Regions from separate parts of the Homo sapiens genome. Here region 1 is linked to region 2. A link is an interaction called in ENCODE POLR2A ChIA-PET data of the cell type or tissue named here. Cell type or tissue: PC-9. All regions are shown on one strand.

Region 1 (4,000 bases), 1.1 Mb after region 2:
GGTGATCCCCAGCCAGCATCCGGGTGATCCCCAGCCAGCATCCGGGTAATCCCCAGCCAGCATCCGGGTGATCCCCAGCCAGCATCCGGGAACTTGGCTTTTGGAACGTTTCCTGAGTGACTGGTTGACCAGGTCGTTTGTGCACTCAGGGAACTAAGCCGTTCCCTACCAGCTGCCTGGACTCTGCAGTGTGATCAGCGCACGCCTGACTTCTGTCACCACAGTGGCTGCACAGGCAGAGGGTGCCTATGTGACCAGCCCCCTGTAGAAGCCCCGCACTCGGAGACCTACACGGCCTCCCTGGGAAGCGACACTCTGGATGTGTTGCTGACTTGGTTGCTGGAGCAAGACGCGTGTTTGGTGGACTCCCCTGGGTCTTTCTCCCCTGCTGATCTTGCTACGTGGCCTTTCTCTGTAATAAGCCATGGAGTCCACTCTCTAATCACGCAGTGTGTGGTGGCCCCAGGACCCCTGAGACGTGGAGCTGGCAGGGAAGACAGGCAGCTGCCCGAGGCGCTTGAGGCAGAGAAGGATGGGGAATAGCCTGGCTCCTCCCCGCCCCCCATCACCCACCAGGGCCTCTCACTGTCTGAGCTCAGCCTGAGGCTAGCTGACCAGGGGTGTGGGAAGCCCAACTCTACAAATTCGCAGCAGATCAGCCCCCAACCCCCACAAATTCCCAGCAGATCAGGAAGGGCGGGGCATGGATGAAAGGGCATCAGGGCCACAGGCCCAGGACAGGCACGTGGGTTGCTCTTGGAGGCATTTGCAGGTACACTAAGAAGCTCCAGGAAGGACACACACACACACATATACACACACATACACATACATATGCACACACATACATACACAGACACACACACACACGTACACAGACACACAGACACACATACACACACACATTCCCCTGCCCTCCCATCTCCAGACCTTGCGGTCCCCATGAGCTTCCCGATTCCTGGCACTGCCGGGCTGTCCTGAAGGCTCTTTTGGCCAGAAATGGGCAGGGATCTGAGAGCACCTGCTGTCGGGTGAGTCCTACTGTACTCATGTCAGAGATTAGGACGAGAAGACACAGGAGTGAGCTGGGCTGGAGTCTCAGCTGCAGATGACAAGGAGAGCACAGTGGAAAGCCTGGCCCACCTCCCCTCCCCACTGGGCCCCTGGGTGGGATACCACCATTTCCAGAATGGGCTGTGGGTTGCGCGGGCTCCTGAGGTTCGCTGAACCGGGGCTCTGAGGGGTCCCCAAAGTGCTTCCTCCCTGTCCTGTGCCCCCACCCCATGGGGTGGAAGAGCCGCCCACAGGCCTGGGTTCCGCCATGCACAAGGGAACTGGACCTTGGTGACTATTCAGGAGGGAGTCTCCGGGCTGCCCTTCCCATGACCACATGTCAATCCCCTTTGGCCCCAAGGGAATTTCTCATAACCCTCCCTTGGAGGAGCCCCCTCGGTGCCAGCCCACCCTCATCACTCTCTCCTGAACCCCCATGAACAGACTCCGTGGCGCCTCCACCTGCCTTTGTCCCGCCAACCCTCCCTGTCCAGAGCAGCCATGGGGCCTCTTACAGTTTTAAGTCTGTCTGCATCACGCGTTTCCTCAGAGTCTCCTCAGGCTGGGTGAGTCCTCGTCCTAATAGGCCCTGACTGCCTGGCGCTGCCTACCTCTCCTGCCTCAGCAGGAGCTGCCCACACCTGTCCTCAGCCAACCAAGCTCCTAACCGTCGGGGATCCTGGGACTCGGGCCTGCCTTTGCTGGACACTTCCGTCAGATTTCTACCTGGCCACGTTCCACTCTTTCTTAAGGATTCTGCTTAAAAGTCACGTCCTCTAAGGCTCCTCGCTGGCCTTCCCCACCACATTGATGTCCAGGTAAGGAGCTCGGGGGTTTAAGGAGCAGATGGAGCTGTGGGGCTGGGCACAGATGTTGAGGCAGGGGTGGGGGCAGGAGCCAGGGAGTGTCAGGCTTTGACCCAGAAAGGAAGGGAGCCATTGGAGGGAGCGTGTGGCCTGGTGACTGTGGTCGGGAGACGTCTCTTCCTTAGGCGATAGTTGCTGTGGGCATGTGAGGAGTGGCTGGGAGCTGCTGCATGGCCGGGCTGTGTATGCCCTGCATGGCCACAAGGGGGGCAGGTGCTCCTGCAGTGGAGCTGCTTGCAGTTCCTGTCCCTGCCGTGTCACATGGGCCTCTGCAGAGTGTGAGAGGGTCCCTTGCAACTCTGTGTGATTTTGTAGTGTCTTCCCCAGGAACACCCTCCCAGTCACATAAACCTCAGGCCCACAAGGCCTGGGCGCCTCTCCTGCTTCCCTATGCCATGTGCCCCGGGGACGAGGGCCCCACCTGCCAGCTTGTGGACTTCAATTCCCATCAGTGCTCACCCTACTGCAGCCCATTCTCACTGCAAATGCTCTTTGTTTTATTTATTTATTTATTTATTTATTTATTTATTTATTTATTTATTTTTGATAATTGGGAAAACTTTTAACTGTGATTCATTACATTAATACCCAATAGATGCATCTGGCAAAATAATTAAATGATAAAAATCACAATAATTTTAATTTTAAAATCAAAATAATTTAAATCAGCTTAGTAAAACCTTTCTCACCTTCCACCTATGCATTTCATCAGTGAGAAAAATCTTGATCTAGTGAAGTTGGGGCAGGGGCAATGTATAAGCCCTCTTACCTCCCCAGGACACAGCATAAGTCTGGAATAGACAGTTCAGGAAGCAGTCTCTTAAACTGCATCGTGATGATGAAGTCCTATATTAAGTAAGATCCCAAAGATGGTTAATAGCAGGCAGGCTAAGAGCTGTAACCTCTAGTCTTTTCCTTATGAAATATTGCTTCCAGTTTAATTGATTTTATTTAGATGGGTTTACACTTAAACACAGATATTCAGGCAGCACTTGTATTTCCCTAGGGACTCTGTTTATAAACATTCAGAGATAGTTATGGATAAAGTTAGAATATCTTTCCCTCTTTTGCTTAATATTTATTAAGGACTTACTATGTGTTATATTCTGTGCTATGTGTTTTACATAAAATACATCATCACAATGACCTTCTTTTGCAGATGAAGAAACAAAAGTTCTGAGAGGTCTTCAGGAACTTGTATATAATTACAGAGGTAATAAGGATTGGTTGGAAATGAAACCAAGGGCTACCTCCTGTCCCCAAAGCTCATGCTCTTAACCCCTTCACCATGAGTTTCTGGTTCTATTCCTAGACTCTAGGCATCATATACTCCTGTTAATACTTTCTGTCTTCAAGCAAGTCCATTTACATTTATATTATAAAAGGTTAAATTGTTCATGAATATAGCTTCTAGATTCAGACCACCTGGATTCAAATTTAGACTCCACATATACTGGCTGTGAGATATTGCCCAGTGTGCATAATCTTGCCAAGGCCTCAATTTCTTCACTTATAGTATAGGGAAGACAGTATGGCCTACCTAGTGACAATGGATGGTTGTGAGGATTAAACGAGATAAATCATGTAAAGCATTTGCCTGACTCTTATTAAGTGTTCAATAATACTCTCATAGAGTGTAAACTCCTTTGAAATTAGGCATAAGACTTTAGGTATATAAAGAGCCTGAACAGAGATGTACTTGAATTCACGTCTTTATAAAACACAAAAATTATTGCAACAATCTTCAAATAGTCTTCAAGCCTTCTCCACACATTGTTGTAATCTATGTAAAGGAAAATAAAAAAATCTCAGCCAGGAGCGGTGGCTGAAGCCTGTAATCCCAGCACTTTGGGAGGCCAAGGTGGGCGGATCACCTGAGGTCAGGAGTTCGAGACCAGTCTGGGCAACATGGTGAAACCCCGTCTCTACTAAAAATTCAAAAAATTAGCCAGACATGGTGGCATACACCTATAATCCCAGCTACTCTGAAGGCTGAGACAGGAGAATCACTTGAACCCGGGAGGCAGAGGTTGCAGTGAGCCGAGATCGCACCACTGCACTACAGGCTAGGCGACAGAAGG
Region 2 (4,000 bases):
CAAGGCAGCGCACGCTCCCCAACGGGCCTGTAACCAGAACAGCCATGAGGGCTGGACGCACAGTCCTGCGTGTGCTCGCGGTGTGGGGAGCTGAGTATACCTGGCAAGTGGAGCATCTGCCATAGCCAGGGAGCAAGATACAAACAGAAAACGTCCAGTCACCCGGGCCACAGTGGCCCGCGACAACTCACCACCGTCGTCAAAGCTTGAACACCTGGAAGTAAACTCACCAGGAGCTCCGAGACTTAGATGAGGAAAATCAAAACCTTCACCAGATGACGAAAGAGGAAACGGAATCAGCCCTGAGAGCTGTGTGGTGTTTCAGATCCACATCGATTCTCCCCCAAATTCACTTATAAATCCAGTGCTATCCCAACATAAAGGTCACAGCTAAAAAATTTAACACAATTTGACAAGCTAATTGTCGAGTTCATGGGGTGAGAAATCAGGAACTTTATGCTGCATGTTTTCTTCCCCGATGCCTCTTCCCTTAGCATGAGGTTCCTGTGTCTCGTGAGGACAGATATGGTTGCCCAGGCTGGAGTGCAGTGGTGCAATCCCGGCTCGCTGCAGCCTCCGCTTCCTGGGCTCAAGGGGTCCTCCCGCCTCAGCCTCTCAAGTAGTTGGGACCACAGGCACGTATCTCCATGCCCAGCTAATTTATTTATTTGTAGAGATGGGGTCTTGCTATGTTGCCCAGACTGGTCTCAAACTCCTGGCCTCAAACGAACCTCCCATCCTGGCCTCCCAAAGGGATTACAGGCGTAAGCCGCTGCAGCCAGCCCAGACTCCACCTCTAACTGCTGCGAGGCGGTCATCTGGAGCTTCTCTTTGCTGTCCTTCCAGTTGGGTTCTTTTTGTTGGTGTGCACTCTTATTTTACTTAAATGTTTCCTCTGGTAGCTTCCAAAGAAAATATGCAGGGAATAAATGTGTGCCTGAACCCTTGCCTGCCTGAGACTGCCTGAGAGCATCTTCATCCTTGATAGCTCTTTGCCTGGGAATTCTTTTTTTTTTTTTTTTTTTTGAGATGGAGTCTCACTCTGTCGCCCAGGCTGGAGTGCAGTGGCGGGATTTCGGCTCACTGCAACCTTTGCTTCCTGGGTTCAAGTGATTCTCCTGCCTCAGCCTCCCAAGTAGCTGGGATTACAGGCGCCCGCCACCATGCCCAGCTAATTTTTGTATTTTTAGTAGAGACGGGGTTTCACCATGTTGGCCAGGCTGGTCTAGAACTCCTGACCTCAGGTGATCCACCTGCCTCGGCCTCTCGAAGTGCTGGGATTACAGGCGTGAGCCACCGTGTCCAGCTGCAATTTTTTAAAATTTTAATATATATTTGTTTTTATTTTATTTTATTTGAGACAAGGTCTCGCTCTGTTGCCCAGGCTGGAGTGCAGTGGCACGATCTCGGCTCACTGCAACCTCTGTTTCCCAGGTTCAAGTGATTCTCCTGCCTCAGCCTCCCAAGTAGCTGGGATTACAGGCGCCCACCACCATGCCCAGCTACTTTTTGTATTTTTCGTAGAGATAGGGTTTCGCCATGTTGGCCAGGCTGGACTCGAACTCCTGACCTCAAGTCATCTGCCCGCCTCAGCTTCCCAAAGTGTTGGGATTACAGGCGTGAGCCACCGTGCTCGGCCCCTGAAGTTACTTTGATATTGACATAGTCACTGCAGGTTTTAAAAATTTTTGTTTGCATGGCATAGCTTTTCCTGTCCTTTTGACTTATTGGTGTCCATATCTAAAGTGCATTTCTCATGAGCAGTTTAGCGTTGGGTTTTGCTGTCCTACCCTCCCTGGCAATCTCTGCTCTTAACTGGGGCTGTCTGACCACTTGCTCCGGTGTGGCTGTGGCTGCGTGGAGGCCACGCCTGCTGTCCTGCTCTGTTCCCATTGGTCTCAGTGTGCAGTTGCCACGCCCACCTTCCTGTTCTCTGCTCCCTTTGGTCTCACTATGCAGAGGCCACGCCTGCCATCCTGTTCTCTGCTCCCATTGGTCTCACTGTGTAGAGGCCACGCCCGCCGTCCTGCTCTCTGCTCCCGCTGCTGTCACCGGCTCTCCCTTTCCCATTTCCTCTTCCTTCCTTGGATTCTGTTTGATGATCCTGTTTGATTGCAGTTGTTGGCTTATGAGCCAGAATTTTGTTTTGTTGTTTTAGTGGTTGCTTCAGGGTTCACAGTAAACATCTTTAACTCACACGGTGAACCTTTTTGAGTGGGGCTGCACCTCCACCAGGGCAGATGCTCCGCAGCGCACGTCACCCACCCTCTCCCCGCCGGGGCCATCGCCGCAGGGCGGTTCCCTGGTGACTGCACTCCGCGCGGGTGCCATTGGTATGGTCTGGGTTGAACACTCTGATATTTCACCTGAAAGGCAGGTGCCCCAGCCCCGGGAGGCCCTCCTCAAGCCCTTGCCTGCTCTGGGACCCCTGGCTGCGGGCTGACCCTGAAGGGGCATCTTGAGGCCAGGACTGGACCTGGCAAGGCCCCGGCCGAGGTCACGGCTCGAGTGTGACTGTGAACTTGGACATCTGACCCCAAAGCTCACTCCTGGGACAAACCCAAGAGAATCGGAAACAGACGTCACACAAATTGTTGTCCACAGATGTTCAAAGCAGACTCTTCATAGCTGCTCAGGTGTCCACAAACGATCGACAGATAAGCCCAGCGTGGCCCTCCACACCAGGGAACAGGATTCCACCAGGAAAAGAATGAGGCCCGCACGGCTGCAGGGGGTGAGCCTGGAGAATGGCGATGGGGGACAGAAGCCAGACACACAGCCCCGACTGTGAGCTTCCGTTTCTATGCAGGCCCAGAACAGGCGGGTCCGGAGGCGGGAGGAGGCCCGGGTTGCCAGGGCGGCGGTGGGAGAGATGCTCACGGGGAGGGAGTTCTCTTCCAGGTGGAGAGCGTTTGGAACCAGACGGGAGTGAGGGTCACTCAACATCGCAAATGGACTAAATGCTACCGAATTGTACGCTTTAAAACGGTTCATTTTATGTGATGTGAATTTCAGCTCAATAAAGAAAAAAGATTTAAAATGTGTCTTGAGGAGCCACGAGCATCTGTACCAGGGAGGTGGAATTGTGTCAGGAAGGCTGAGGCCTGGAGATGAGCAAGGGTTGGGGCAAATCCTGGAGATAAATGTGTTATTTCTGCAACTTAAATAGGGGCAGGCTTGTGCTATGAACTCTAAATACTCGCTGCAGCTGCAGGACGGCTGCTGTGCTCCAGAAATCTCAGCCGCATCCAAGACAGGAAGGGGCCGGGAGGGCTGCGTGGTCGGCTGAGCGACGGCACGGAGACGCATCCCCGCCGTGGAACCTGGGAGTGCTGCCACATGTGGTAACAGGAGCTTCGCAGGTGTAAGTAAGTTAAGGGTCTTGAGATGGAGAGGCGAGTCTGCACTTCCAGGAGGCCCTAAGTGCAGTCAGGCGCCGGTAGGATGCAGGCAGTGGGGGCAGGAAGCTCGAATCGGGGACCTGAGGGCGCAGCCAGGAGAGGCGAGAAGAGGCCGCACAGCTTGTCTGCCCGCCCCCTTCCTCCCGCTCGCCTTCCCTTCCTGGACAATTTCGTCCTGAGACCTTTGCATGAGGCTGAGCATCCTCACGGGCCGTGGGGAGCCAGGGGTTGGGAGTACAGCATGGACCCTGCGCCGGCTTGGGGTGGCCGGGGCCGAGCAGAGGGCAGGCGCTGTGCCGGGTGGGCGGCCCCGGGTGGGTGCTGGGCTCAGGTGAGGAGTAGGGGCATCTGCAAGGGGAGCAGGCGGGCTCCCCGCCGTGGGGAAGCCAGTGGATGCCAGGAGCACGGGATGAGCCCTGTGCGGTCGGACTGGAATTCCAGGGTTTTCTTTTTTTTCTTTTTTTGAGATGGAGTCTCGCTCTGTCGCCCAGGCTGGAGTGCAGTGGCGCGATCTCGGCTCACTGCAAGTTCCACCTCCCGTGTTCAAGCCATTCTCCTGCCTCGGCCTCCCCAGTAGCTGGGACCACAGGCGCCCGCCA

What was found. Peaks named below come from ENCODE experiments on the same cell type or tissue, not always from the same donor. Only the 100,000 strongest peaks of a DNase experiment are listed, where the experiment ranks them.
Region 1: POLR2A ChIA-PET joins it to region 2 with 8 read pairs; 1 of 35 experiments calls an interaction of 5 or more read pairs at or near these places.

The regions. Positions count from the first base shown.
Region 1 is chr12:131,453,017-131,457,016 of GRCh38, reverse strand. It overlaps a transcript of LOC101929974 not described here. Among named protein-coding and RNA genes, the nearest start is that of LINC02370, 110 kb to the right of the region's middle. RefSeq lists a silencer at 2,214-2,263 and an enhancer at 1,840-2,345. In PC-9, CTCF peaks have their summits at 1,901 and 2,114; a DNase peak (open chromatin) is centred at 2,129; H3K27me3 peaks cover 1,962 bases.
Region 2 is chr12:132,592,075-132,596,074 of GRCh38, reverse strand. It overlaps LOC124903062 (a long non-coding RNA gene), which reads left to right and starts at 1,611. Exons shown (of 2, transcript XR_007063549.1): 1 at 1,611-2,734; 2 at 2,902-3,044. It also overlaps a transcript of LOC105370094 not described here. RefSeq lists an enhancer at 1,898-1,947. In PC-9, no CTCF peak of the experiment used is centred here; a DNase peak (open chromatin) is centred at 1,934; H3K27me3 peaks cover 1,367 bases.